3 separate regions of the Homo sapiens genome follow, and regions 2 and 3 are each linked to region 1. Evidence: chromatin contacts called from ENCODE Hi-C or POLR2A ChIA-PET data. All regions are on one chromosome and are shown on one strand. Each heading gives the region's core, a stretch centred on a gene start or an enhancer-like site at or near the end of the contact. The rest is flanking DNA. Distances are from core to core; before and after follow the strand shown. Region 1 has its middle 84 kb from the start of LINC01685. Region 2 overlaps MACF1 (microtubule actin crosslinking factor 1). Region 3 holds the start of INPP5B (inositol polyphosphate-5-phosphatase B).

Region 1 (4,510 bases), core at 1,509-4,008:
GAATTGAAGGAGCGTTTTGGGGAGGACAGGAAACCCTGATTGAACCACACTAAGCATGGGCCTGGTATTCTCAGCCACACAACCACAAGGAACATACCCAGAATCATAGAAAGGTTGAAACTGAAGGGAAGGACTGATTTCTCCTTTTCTTTCTCAAATTTGGGGATGTGAAGTGAAGAGGTAGACATGGGGATCCTCTTTAGGCCACCCCAGATTCCAGTTGCTGCTGCTTATATTGCTTTGAAATACACCCCAAAACAATCAGCATACATCATCCAGAAAAGCGCATTCCCTGCCCCACATAGACATAAGCTCTTGTGTATGCACTCTCACAAGATATTTCAAAACGCTCACTCGCTCCTTGTCCCACACACTCACATGCATCCCCAACAAGATTTGAGCAGCAAGGTCAATGCTTCTCCTTGTGAATTACCCTTTTATCACTTTGAATTGATTATCTTAGCATTATTTCCCTCCCCCACTCCCAATGACATCCCCACCTCTCAGACTGGGTCCAGTTCCTCTGTCCCGGGCTATCAAAGCCCTGTGCTCCTTTCTTGCATGGCTCTCAGCATAGTTTATCGTCACACATGGATGTGCACAATTATTTGATTTGTGTCTACTTCCCCTCCTAGACTTGCTTCTGCTTCAAGGCTTCAGGAATCAAGTCTGTTTGGCTCATCCTGCACCTAGCACCACGGCTGGCAAACAGTAACAGTTTAATAAATACACATGGAATGTTGAAATGAATGAATGAGCACATAATAATGAGTCTTTTCTAACTCAAGGCCTCAACACCTCAGACCCCATCCCTGACCCTGCCTTGCTGCAGGGACCTTGACCTTGTATGATACCCCAGCCTCTGCTCTGAGTCCAGGGCCTCTGCCCTCTGCCTCTGCTCTTTAGCTTCCTTGGCCAGGTGAGGCCCACTTTCTGGAGTCCAGACAGCCTCCTCTTTTCTTCAGCAGTGAAGCTTACGGCCTCTCTTCCAGAAGGGTGGGCAGGGATCCCACCTTAGCATTCCCCAGCTCTGAGCTGGGGTCACAGTTAGGATACAACTACTTCAAAGGGGTCTTCAGGCCAGTGAACCCTCTGACCCTTTTCTGACCTCCCCGCCTTTTTCTACCTGCCAAACTCAGCACTTTCCCTCCCTTCCTTTATGCCCTTGACTCAAGCCTCGGATTCATTTTTTAAAATATTTACATTTCCACCCTTCTTCAGGGGACTCTGTCTCTCTAATAAATAGAACATGAGCAGCTGCTCTCACCTGACCCTGCAGCAGCACTGGGGGTGGTGGGGAGCCCTGGCTGCTGCCATTCCTCTCCACGCAGGCGCCCTGGTCAGACCCGCTTCTTCCACGCTGCCCTGACGGCCACCCACCCCCAGTCATTGTCTGATCCCACTCCCAGGAGCCCAGCGGAGCCCTGCCCTCCCCCTCATTAAATCAGTGGCCATGCTCCTAGAGATGCGACAGAGGCAGCTGCCTGGCTTCCCAGACCCTTGTGGGCCCAAGGGGTTGATTAGCATATTGTTGTAAGGAAAGAAGCCTGGAGTAATCCTTTTTCCTATTGATGGTAAATAACATTACCTGAAGGTTCCTCCACCCCTCCAGCCGGCCAAAAGCAGCCAGAGAAAGCTCTGATTCTCCTCTCCTGTTCTCTCCCTCGTCCCCAACTCCCCTCCTCCTCCCCCTCTCCCTCTCACCTCCTTTCCCCCCCTCCATTACTCTTCTCCCCAGCCCCCTTCTATCTTCACCTTAGCTCCCTCCTCTTTTAAAAAATGCAAACACAGGAGCCACCAGGAAGCAGCTCATCGTCTCCTCTGAAGAGGCCAGGCTTCTGCCTCCCTTACAGCTGGGGGCGCCTTCGCAGGACCAGTGCTTTGCTCTGCCTGGAAAGCCATGGGAATGACAAATCTTTGGACAAATTACTGATTTCTCATCTAATTTACATCCAATTAGTGTGAGTGAAATGAATCATGTGGTCAGCCCCTCAGGGGAAACATTGAGATAACAAATACCCAGGGCTTCTTTCCTGGGGAACTGACGGGCCCTGGGGGAAGTCCATGATTTACCCCTCGGGTCAGAGGCCCCCTCCCTTCCCCCAGGCAGGTTACCCAGCCCATAGATCAACCCCGCCCCCTCCCAGCCGCCTGGACAGGCCCCAGTGAGTTCAGGCCGGTAAAAAGGATGGGCTGGGAGAGGACCAGGTCTCACGTTGCGCCCCGACTGTGGAGATCCACTTCAGATCTGAGTGCAGCCATGAGGTTTTGGAGCAAGTGCCAAGTCCTGGGCTGGCGGCCCTCATGCCTTGAATCTCCGCCACCCCCATAAGGACGTGGAGAGGTAGGCAGTCCCAGGCTGGTGATCCTAACTGGTGTTTTGCTGCTATTCACCGCATCTCAGGCCCCCGTTTTCAATGCTTAGCGCCGTGGCTCTTAACCCTCACGACAACGACAACATACTCTAGAAGGCAGGCACTACTAGGGCCTCTGCTTTACAGGGAGGGGAACTGAGACTGAGACAGGAGTTAGCCAGGAAGCTGCGGGGCTGAGAGTTTTGGACACCGGCAGTGTGATCCCAGAGTCCAGGCACTTAACCATCAGGGCTCCTTCTGCTACGTGCATTTTGCAGAGGAGGAAACTGAGTCTCAGAGTGGTGCAGGGGAAGTCACTGGCCAAGGTCACGGAGCGCTTTTTGGCAGATCAGGAAGGTCAAGTCCGGTACGATTCTTCCGCTTGCAGCTTCGTGTTGCTCGGTGCGCAGGGCAACGTCAGAGCACCTCTGACTCCAGGGAGGTGGAAGCGGCTTCCGGGGTGAATGCGGTTGGATCGTGCGAGGCCGCCACCACTGCCAAGAAAAGAAACACACCACCGCACACCTTGCCATCCCTGGGTCACCACTTCCTTCTTCGTGTATGAAGAGCAGCAGACGGAACTCAGCAATGTTTTTCTAACACAAGAAGGATGACTTTCCGAAATCGTTTGAAGTGGGAAGACTGGGGCGAGCGGGCGGGGCGGGGCGGGGGGCGAGCGGGAGGGGCGGGGCGGGGGCACGGGCTTCTTGTCTGAACAGTGCAGTGGCTGCATGTTTGGGGTGAGCTTGATCTTCCTGTGTAAACTTGTTTCTAGTCTGCTATTTAAAACCTGGCATATGGATGGGATCTCAGCTTCCAGTACTGGCAGTTCTTAACATTCACAGCGACTAAATAAAAAGGGAATTTTAAAAACCAAATGCAGTTTTACCCCATAATGAGGCAAAGAGAGAAGTACTAAGAAGTTAACAACTCCCGAACTCAGGCTCAGCCAACCCTGTAAATGTGGGGGCCTCTGCAATGCAGCGTGGGGTTCAGAGGAAAGGAAACGACATTTTCTGAGTACCTAAGGTAGGCCTTAGCTTTTTGTGCTGGGGGCTTAGCCCCAGGGTTAGGATTAGGGTTAAGGGGATGGCCTTCGTAGTCAGCCACCAGGTTTTGAAGCCCAGCTCTGTCACTCACTACCTGAGTGACCTTGGAAAAGTTACTTTACCTCTCTGAGCTTCCTCAGCCCTAAAACAGGCCTAAAAGCAGGACCTAACTCACAAGGATGCCATCAAGATTATGTGAGCTAATGTTTGTAAAGTGTGTAGCTTGATACTCCGCACATACTAAGTGTGGAAAAAAAAACCCGGTATTATTACCTGCACATCTGCTGGGGCCGTGAGGATTATTTTCCCCATTTTCGGCTATTGAGGCTGCAGAGGATGCTATATGTGCATGGAAGGGGGTGCATCTCTTTCGAGGGCTGAAGACAACCTGTAATCCCGGGAATGGTAAACAGAGTAAGAAGAGAGGCCTGAGATGGTTAGGGAGTGAAAACACTGAGAACAGGTTCTGGAAAGAAGGAAGGGGCTATAGCGGGCATGTGACTTAGGTCACCATGGGCAGGAGCAGAGTCACAAGGCTCCTGGGGCAGCAATCAGGTAGATTCCTCTCTGGGACCCCAGTAACAACAAAAATTATTACGTGCTTACTATGTGTCTGGCACTGTTCCAACTACTTTACAAGTTTCATTTGTTTGTTTTCACTTAAGCCTCAGAATGGTTTATCGAAGTGGTTATTATTATTTTTGAATAGGAAATCAAGGCTCAGAGAATAAAGATCCAAGGTCACACAGCTAGAGAGTGAGTGACGGGGCTGGGTAGTCAGGCTCCTTAACTAAACCTGCTTGGTTTACTGCCTCTACCAACACAGGTCTTGGCACCAGGGGCATTTTATAGCAGAGAATAAGTAATTGTCCTGCGAGGAAGGTAGAAACAGCCCCTTTTGTCTAAGTAGACAATCAACTTAGCTGTCAGCCTCATTCATCTCATTGGGGCAGAGGCCCCTAAGACTCATTCAGGACTGCTTGCAGAGTGCCTTGACAATCAGACCACACCACTTGAACAACCAGCAAAGAGCCTGTTCCCTGACCACCCCCACGAGGGAACCAATACTCCCTAGATGTGTGACCTCAGTTTCCTGATCTGTAAAAT
Region 2 (4,510 bases), core at 701-3,200, 710 kb after region 1:
GGCCATAAGATGGTGCTGCAGTTTTGCAGTCAGCCTTAAGGATAAGGCTTAGGGGAAGAACACCTACTGCAGTTGTGAGGCAGATGGGACATCAGGAGGGTCTTAGAAGGGATTGTGTAAAAGCCGTTGCTTTAGGGCTTCTTGTTGCTTTCCTTTTGTGGTCTTTTCCTTTTTTTTTTTTTTTTTTTTTTTTTCAGGTCTCCAGGAAAGATAGTTAAGGCTATGCTAGTGTAAGTCTTTATGGCTTGCATGGAACCAGGCAGGCTACTGCTTTCTGCTGTGTGGCCTGGATCCTTTTGTTGTAGAATAAATAACTGCAATAGGAAAGAAACACATATATAATTTTATTCTCCATTCACAGCCCTTTGGGTTATAGTCTTTTCCCATATAGCAGATACTATACTAAAAAAAATTGGGGTGGAGGAATCTTCACTGACATCACAAGGTGATTTTTGAATCCGACTTTTACAGTCTGAAATTCAGACTTCCTGCCCTACTGCAATGGGAGTAAAAACCACCTGAACCTCTTTTTGGCAGCTTCTTCTCTTACTCCCAAATGGCAACAAGTGTTATCTCTTTGATTGAGCTCTTGGTCCATGCAGTCTAATTACCAATTCAGAACAGTGGGGGAACTTCTTATTTTACACAACTGGCAACTGAGTACAGATTTCCACTACTGCAGTAGTTAGAAGAGAGTAGTTGGGGTTGAAATTAAAAGTCTTAAAGTTAACAGAAGTTCATGTTCTGGCTTTGTCACTTACTAGCTGTGTAACCTAGGGCTATTAATCAACTTTCTTAAACCTCAGTTTCTTTTTTCTTTTTTGGAGACAGAGTCTTGTTCTGTTGGCCAGGCTGGAGTGCAGTGACATGATCTTGGCTCACTGCAACCTCCACCTCCCAGTTCAAGCAATTCTCATGCCTCAGCCTCCTGAATAGCTGGGACTAAGGGCGCATGCCACTGTGCCCAGCTAATTTTTTGTATTTTAGTAGAGACGGGGTTTCACCATGTTGCCCAGGCTGGTCTTAAACTCCTGAGCTCAGGCAATCCGCCTGCCTTGGCCTTCTAGAGTACTAGGATTATAATAGGCGTGAGCCACTGCGCCTGGCCAAACCTCAGTTTCTTTACCGATAAAATATAAAATAATAGTTTTGACCTCATATAGTGACTGTAAGAATTAAATGAGAAAGTCCATGTAAATAACTTTACACAGTGCTTGGCACACAGCAAGTGCAAAAAATATATTAGATGTTAGCAGTGGCAGCATCAATAATTACTATTGAACATTTTTGTCAAATATTGTTCATCAGAGACCCTGTTCATCTGTTGTATTTAGAAGTGGTATTCTTTTTACCAAGCACTCATTTACTGTACTCAAAACCAACTTCCAGATTTTTCCTGTCTGTGTCATTGGCTGGCAGAATTAACAGATCTTTCTTTTCTTTTATAGGAAAAAGGAGGGAAATAAATGCTCCAGAAGGCTAGATCTTTAAAGTCTGTGTTCCTTTTCTTAACTGTAAGAAGAAGGCTCTGGTTTCTTCAGGTTATAATTTCATTAAAATAATTTTATTGTTTTCTGACCTGAAAAAATTCAGAATATGTATATCTGCTTGATATTTTCTTTTGGGCATCTTGGTGCAACACTTAAAATCTATTTCATTTTGTAGTTTGGGAGCCATAATTGCAGCTTCACCAGGCTTGGTTCTTCTTGGCCCGGGCCCTTCCCTTCCCTTGCTGGTTAGTACCAGCCGAGCTGGTTTGCTTTTTCCCTTTTTGGTACTATTCTCCTCCTCCTTCCTCCACGTTACCTTCTGCCACGGCCTCTCTTCTTTTTCCCTCCATTTTCAATTTACACTTACATTTTCCCTCCTCCTCCTGGCCCTCCCTAGTTTTTCCCCTCCCCTGGTTTCTAGCTCCTTTTTGCTTTCTGTTTGTGTTACTGAGGGCAGTGCTCCAATTACCTCATATTTGGAGAGAGGAAGCTGCAGCCAATCCGGTTTCTGTCTGCTTTTAGGTCAAGTGATTTCTGAACTGCAGTGAGATGCTTTGAATTTGTCTTGTTGCAGCTCTGAGCCTGTAAGATGGCTGTCTGAATCGGCAGCGGCTGGAAGAGACAGAGAGAGGCGGGGAGGGAGGGAGAAAGAATTGGAGGGATTGCCGGCATAGTGCATGTTTTTAAATGTGCATCGAATCCGATGAGGCCAAGGTTGGGATTTCTGTGGGATCCCAGGACTGGCTTAGCTGCGTTTTTGCTGAGATTAGGAGAGGAAGGAAATGGGAAATTCACTGGGCTGTTTTAAGGAGCCGAAAGAGTCAATAGCTATTCCTGAGAAGGCTCCCATATCTCCTAAGAAAAGGGTTCGGTTCAAAAGGAGGTGGAGAGGGAAGAAAATCCCTACTCCAGAGGCATCTCACCAGGAAGAAACCTCAGAAGGAACTGGAGTCATTGAAGAGACTGAAACCCTAACGAAGTTAACAGAGAGTCTCCAAAAGGAAGACGGAGTGGGAGGGGTAGAGCATACCCCCCCAGATATTTTGCTGCCTGGGGACTCAGCCCCCAACTCACGGGTAGTCGATCGGGGGATGATAGTACAGGTAAAGGAGAGATTCCAAGGGGAGGTCCAGACCGCCCACCTTTTGTTAGAGAATGAGTCATCAGTTGCTGGAGGGGTCTGGGATTCCCTGGAAGAGGGGATGACTGTCATTGCTCACCTGCTTGATAACCCAGCAGAAAGGAACTGCGAGAAGTCAGTGAGCCAACTGGTGGAATTTCCTAGGACAGCATCCTGCAGCAGCAGGGCTGTGTTGCTGCCTTTGCAAGGAGAGACTGCAGTGGAGAAAGGAAATATTCAGCGTGGGTTTCGGAGCTGTGCTTTGCCTAGGACAGACTACCCCACTGATAAAGGAAATCAAGAACAATTTTCAGAGGGCTGGAGTGTGGAGGAAGGAACCAAGAGTGTTTCAGGTGCCCCTCAGACAGCTTCCTGGATTATAGAATGTTCTGTTTCTTCATTACTACTGGACCAGCCTGGAGGCCAAAGACGCACGGAGCCTTCCCATGTGGGTCAAGTGCCCCCCCAGGATTCCAGACTGCCTACTTCTCAGAGTGATTTGTCCATCAGTGGTGTGACTGTGAGCATTTTGCCCTCCTCCTCTGGCTATGGCAGTGATGGGCCACACATACATGGGATCCAGCCTAAAGATACAGAACCTGAAAAGAGCTCTACTTCCTTCTCAGAAGAGGATGGCACTCTTTCTCTGGAGGCAAGCCACACCCCATCATGGGGTCTGGAAGAGGTAGGTGGGCATGTTCAAGAGATAATCAAACTGCTGTTTGGATTCTTGGCCCTCAAACATATTAAAGCTGAGTGTGGTGAGCAGTGAGGATGTTGGTGCCTCTCAAACTTACCCCCATGTGGGTTAGTATCTGCTGGAGCTCAGCAAGCAGAATCTATTTCAGGTCTGCCCCTTGATGCTTGAAACCAAGACTTGTCTCTGGGGAATCCCTGATTCTGAGTAGCCAAGTGGCGTAATTGCTCAAGCTATCTGGTGGGATGATCTCTCAAGGTGCAATGCTAGATAGTACTTACTCTCAGGCAGGTCTGTTTACCAGCTTCCCTGCTACGAGAAGTTGTAATGTAGCACAAGAGACGATGGGGAAGGGCCTAACTGAATCTCTGGAATGAATCTCTGGAATAAATGTGGAAGGGGTCAGGCAGCTGTTGTCAGTGTACTTGCTCTTCCTCACAGGAGAGTGATATTCTTACTAGAGCTGATGCAATCCCATCCCTGTTGGGAAATTTCTGACGGCAGCACTCATTCAGTATTTGTATAGGTGGAGAGGGCTCATCCTTCTTTGGTTCCTAATTCCAGGATTAGAGGAGAGGGACAGAGTTATCTGGGGATTAGTTGAGAGAGAGAGAGGGAGGTTAGGGCAATTTGAAGGTTTAAGGCTAGAAAAGTTTGTTTTGTGACTGGATGTATTTAGGGCTTTAACATGATTTTGTTTTGAGGAATATATTGAGGCATGGATGGTGCTGCTGGTGGTGGTGGTAATGGCAGTTTCTGTGAATGTTTTAAAGGTCAAGGAGCAAGTGAGAATTCAGAGATGTGAACACTGAGATAAGGACTCAGCAAGACCATGGGTAGCACAGCATCTGGCATGTAGGTGTGTGATTGTGTGGGTGATTGAAGTTATAATTCACCAATGGCTAAAGAACTTTTACTGGGATGTTGGCCTCTGCAGCAGAAGAAATAAAAACATTAGGACTTCAAAGTGCAAAATTTATAAAATGAGGTAGGGCACTTTCCTTGCCTAGATGGGGGCCACTGATACTGTACAGGGGCCCTGATGTTTGCAGAGCAGGGATATGGTCTACCTACTGGTGCCCTGCCTATCACTAGCAGCATAAGGCTGAGGATAGATACAAATTCTGAGCAATCTGTGCCTAGAATTTCCTCTTTGGGGATACATTTTCCCCACAGACAGCCCCATCTTAGTGCCCTCTGTTA
Region 3 (4,510 bases), core at 1,326-3,825, 610 kb before region 1:
GAACTCAAGCAGTCCTCCCAGCTCAGACTCCCAAAGTGTTGGGATTACAGGCATGAGCCACTGCACCCAGCCTTATTGAGCACTTTCTACACACCCCATGGTGTTCGTTTTTTTTTTCTTGTTTTTTTTTTTATAGAGACAGGGTCTTGCTGTGTTGCCCAGGCTGCAATCGTAGTTCACTGTAATCTCAAACTCCTCGGCTCATGTGATCCTCCCGCCTCAGCCTCCTGAGTAGCTGAGACTACAGGCATGCACCACAACACCCAGCTAATTTTCTTATTTTTTGTAGAGATGGAGCCGGGGAGCGGGAGGTGGGGCGGGGTAGGGGGGGCGGTCTCGCTATGTTGCCCAAGCTGGTCTCGAACTCCTAGGCTCAAGCAATCTTCCTGCCTCAGCCTCCCAAAGTGTTGGAATTACAAGCATGAGCTACTGCACCTGGCCTAACTCACTTTACTCTTTAATATGGACAAATCGAGGAGTAAAACAACTTGCTCAAGATCATGTGGTTCCACCAGGTGCGGTGGCTCATGCCTAAAATTCCAACACTTTGGGAGGCTGAAGTGGGAGAATGACCTGAGGCCAGGAGTTCCAGCATGCAGCTATGAGTGCACTACTGCACTCCAGCCTGGGTGACAGAAAGAGACCCCGTCTCTAAAAAAAAGATCATGTGAGGCTGGGCACGCTGGCTCATGCCTGTAATCCTAGCACTTTGGGAGGCCAAGGCAGGTGGATAACTTGAGGTCAGGACTTCAAGACCAGCCTGGCCAACGTGGTGAAACCCTGTCTTTACTAAAAATACAGAAATGAGCCAGGCATGGTGGCGGGCACCTCTGTAATACCAGCTCCTCAAGAGGCTGAAGCACGAGAATTGCTTGGACCTGGGACGCAGAGGTTGCAGTGAGCCAAGATCACCCCACTGCACTCCAGCCTGGGCAAAGACCAAGACTCCTTCTCAAAACAAACAAACAATAGATCATGTGGCTTGTTAGTAACAAAGCCTGGGTTTGAACCCAGGCATTTGGACCACGAGGCTCAAGATCTGGACTAGTATGTTAAACTGTCTCTTCTCAAGAAACTTCCTCCTTAGATCTTGAGGATTATGAGTTAGTACGTGTGCAGGGTTTAAAATATAGTGTTCAAAAAATATTAACTATCATTGTGATAATTATTCTAGGAGACTCAGACCCTGCCCTGGAGGGACAGTTGAAGTTCAGCTGGAGGGTGCAGTGATGAACAACCCCATGGCCCAGACAGGTGGGGACCAAGCCCCTCACTCACGCGTGTTCCTGGCCGCCGTGCTCCAGGCGGTAGCGCACGAGTCCCAGGAGGCGGCTCTGCCGGCTGTCCCCCTCACACAGCACACCTTGCACCGCCTGCGGCTCAGAGTCAAGGGAAGACAACCCAGAGGCGAGGCCTCTCCCCACCCAGGCTGTCCCACCTTCCCTCTGTTCCCCTGCCCCCCCAGATTCACTGTGTGGCCTTGGGTGAGCACTCAAACCATGTGCTGAACTAACAGACAAACAGGCTCTCTAAGCCTTCCTTATCTATGAAATGAGGATAATAATCCCCAACTTCATAGGGAGTTAGGAGGATAACTGCGTATTTAAAGCATTTGGCTGAGAGTCCAGGACTCAGTAAGTACTTAGTAAATACTGATTTCCTTCTCCCCTGATGGTTCAGAGGGGCAGGAGAGGGGATAGACACCTCGACACCTTCCATTCCTCTTCCCAAGGCCAGGGCAGGCTCAGGGCCGCAGTTAGCACAGGAAGGATATGATGACGCAGTATTCCCCCTCAGCCAGCGTCTCCTGGATTGCCACAGACTGGTCCATGCTGGCCCCTGCTGAGCGCACACACCCTGTGGGAGGGGAGATAGGAGCCCCGCTTTGGTCAACAAGTTACGCATGGGGTGGTGGAGCTGCCTCAGAGGGGTTGGGGGCAGGAGGGAGGGGCCTTTGCAGAGGGAGATGGTACCGGGGAGGCCTGATCCTCCTCCTCCTCCTCTTTGTCCTCCCTAGAATAGGCCTTTCAGTTTTTAGGGATAGGGGTCCAGTCCCTTTGCCCCGCTGGGATCTACAGTTTGCTATACTGCCTTTGTCTGGGAGGGCATCCAGTTGCTCTTGAGTGTGGTCTATCCTTGTTGGAAGTGGGGTACGTGGATTGGAGAAGGGGACCTAGTCCCTTTGCTCCTAGGACATGGCTCTTCCTCTCTTTTGGGGACAGTTTTTGTTCTGCTAGCGCCTCTCTGGGAGGTGTCAGTGGTGTGTCCATGTGGGGTTCAGGGAACATCCCCTTACTGTCATTCAGGAGGGTCCCATTCCTCTTTCCTTGGAGACAGGAAGTGTCCCATTGCTGCTTGCCCTTCACCCCCGCCCCAGCAGGCCCATTGCATCAGCTGCAGGCCGGGGGTTGGGGGGTGTCCCAGCCCTCAGCTTGCCCACTCCCTCCTGCCCAGCCCTGCCCTGGCTTTCCTGCTCTGCTCCCACCCACAGCTCCCTGACATTGTCACCTACCTCCTGAGCTGTCACCACAGGGCGCACGGGACTCCGCTGCCCCAGGTTCCGGGACAGTGACTACATTTCCCAACAGCCCCTGCGCCACATGGTGGTCAGTCAGCCTGCAAGTCCCAGCATGCCCGAGTCAATCGTGGGGTGGGGAGTCTCTCCATCCGTGTTAACCCCTTAGGCCCTGGGGTACACTGGGCTTCCTATACCAGAAAGGTTTTCTAATGATTGCCCTCACTCCCATCCCCAGCCCTCTAGGTCATGGGGCCAGAGCTTCCCACCCAGAAGGAAGATGGTCACATTTTATCTTAGGGGAAGAATATAATGCATTTTTATTTTCTCCTTAGTTCCATCCTCAGCTCTTCTCACTCCAGGGTAGACAACCCGGACCTCTACTGAAACTCTTCCCCTAAAATAACTACCTTCTCCTGGTTTAATGGAGGGAGAACCAGACTATGAAGAACCATTATGTCCATTTTCCAGGTGGAGAAACTGAGCCTTGGATAGGTTAAGCAGTTTGACATTAAGTCCTGCAGCTAGCAGGTGGCAACACTGGGACTCCACTGAAAGTCTGACTGCAACTCCTGGGCCATTTATACCGCTACACACTGCCCTATTTCCTCCCTTAGCCCCACCCAGCCCTCCTGCCACACAGGGCTGTTTGAGGCTACTGGGTGTGAACGCACTTTATAAAGGGTATGACACTGTTCCTGTCCGGCAACGTCCTTCCCCTGATCCGCCTGGCTTTGTGACCTTGGCCAAGACCTTTCTTCCCTTGGGACTCAATTTCCCCATCTAAGATAAGGAGGTTACCCAAGATGGACAAAAAGAGCCAGCACAGGGACTGGGCACAGTGGCTCATGTCTGTAATCCCGGCACTTTGGAAGGCCAAGGAGGGAGGATCGCTTGAGGCCAGGAGTTTGAGACCCCATCTCTAAAAAAAAATTTTTTTAAATTTAGCCGGGTATGGTGGTGCATGCCTGTAGTCCCAGCTACTTGGGAGGCTGAGGTGGGAGGATTGCTTGAGCCCAGGAGTTCAAGGCTGCAGTGAGCTGTGATTGCTCACCCAGCTCAGATAAGGAATGCTAGGATCATTCTCACTTGGCCTATTGGCTGTTTAATTAAGCTGTAAGCTCCCGTTGGACAGGACTATGCCTTTTCATCAACATACCAGCAGTTTCTGGCACACAGTTATCTATGGAGTTAGTGAATTACTTTCTGAACTATTTTAATAAATACACCTTCTCTCAAGCTTTGGCCCAAACTGAAGGAATGGGCCTTCAGTGCTGGGGAGGGGGTGACTGTTGTGACTTGTGAACAGTTTCCCTTCCTCTTTCCCCAAGTGAAGTGGCCATCCTAATGACCAGTTCAACTTTGCATATGTAAACCCCTTCCAGAAACAGTCGTTGCCTTCTTCTCAATCCATTTCTTTTCCTGGAAACATCCACAGCACAAATGGAGCTCAAGTTTATTTGAATTCAGTGTCTAAGTCATGTGGACGATGAGGGGAAAGGGGATTGACTCAGACCCTTAGGATCAAGGGGTGGGGTCACTGCAGGGAAGCAGAGGAACCCCAATTCCAGCCCTGCTCTAGTGTCAAAGCCTGGCGAGGAGGGTCTGGGCAAAGTAGATGGGGCTGTGTGCTTTTTATGATGAAGAAACTGTCCCTGCAGGATTTGGGGGTCCTCCCACTGGGTGGGGGTCAGGCAGGAGGTTTTCTGTTTTTCCAGACAAACCCTATCCTCTCCCTGAGATTAGGGCTGAGGGCCTGCCCCCTTGGGGGGTTCCATGGTCAGGCCTAGGCCCTAGAAGGGGAGAAGTGAGGAGCCTTAAGCCCAGAGCTGTGGGCTTGATAAAGGCCTTTTACTAAAGATGCAACTACAGGAATCAGAGCTGGAGGGGGACCTGAAGGCTTGTAGATCCTACAGGGTCTTCTTGACTGCTGCTCCCAGATTCTGCTGGGCCCAGCTAGGGGAGCAGGAATAGGAGCAGAGCAGAGTGGAGGAG

Evidence for each region. Hi-C counts contacts between places; a loop is a spot of excess contacts on that map. ChIA-PET counts read pairs that join two places held with the same protein, here RNA polymerase II (POLR2A). Pooled maps may share reads with other maps.
Region 2: a pooled map shows a loop between it and region 1 (5-fold over the local background). The contact joins two enhancer-like sites. A Hi-C loop is called at or near these places in 1 of 37 single-sample maps with no recorded cell type and 2 of 50 pooled maps. POLR2A ChIA-PET finds 5 or more read pairs at or near these places in 1 of 52 experiments (WTC11).
Region 3: a map with no recorded cell type shows a loop between it and region 1 (5-fold over the local background). The contact joins the promoter of INPP5B here to the enhancer-like site in region 1. A Hi-C loop is called at or near these places in 2 of 37 single-sample maps with no recorded cell type and 7 of 50 pooled maps. POLR2A ChIA-PET finds 5 or more read pairs at or near these places in 1 of 52 experiments (activated CD4-positive, alpha-beta T cell).

Annotation. Positions count from the first base shown.
Region 1 is chr1:38,556,818-38,561,327 of GRCh38, forward strand. No RefSeq gene overlaps it. Among named protein-coding and RNA genes, the nearest start is that of LINC01685, 84 kb to the left of the region's middle. RefSeq lists enhancers at 1-10, 2,238-2,327, 2,629-3,244. Within about 2 kb of position 2,759, at least 8 of the 41 ENCODE cell types and tissues checked have a DNase peak (open chromatin) inside an H3K27ac peak, as active enhancers do.
Region 2 is chr1:39,266,426-39,270,935 of GRCh38, forward strand. The region is part of intron 6 of MACF1 (microtubule actin crosslinking factor 1); the gene reads left to right. Among named protein-coding and RNA genes, the nearest start is that of MACF1, 64 kb to the left of the region's middle. Within about 2 kb of position 1,951, at least 18 of the 41 ENCODE cell types and tissues checked have a DNase peak (open chromatin) inside an H3K27ac peak, as active enhancers do.
Region 3 is chr1:37,944,478-37,948,987 of GRCh38, forward strand. INPP5B (inositol polyphosphate-5-phosphatase B) reads right to left here and starts at 2,576. Exons shown (of 24, transcript NM_005540.3): 1 at 2,513-2,576; 2 at 1,775-1,857; 3 at 1,279-1,373. The coding sequence starts at 1,831. LOC105378651 (a long non-coding RNA gene) reads left to right here. Exons shown (of 5, transcript XR_001737983.3): 5 at 802-1,150. RefSeq lists enhancers at 2,398-2,927, 2,505-2,744, 4,134-4,510.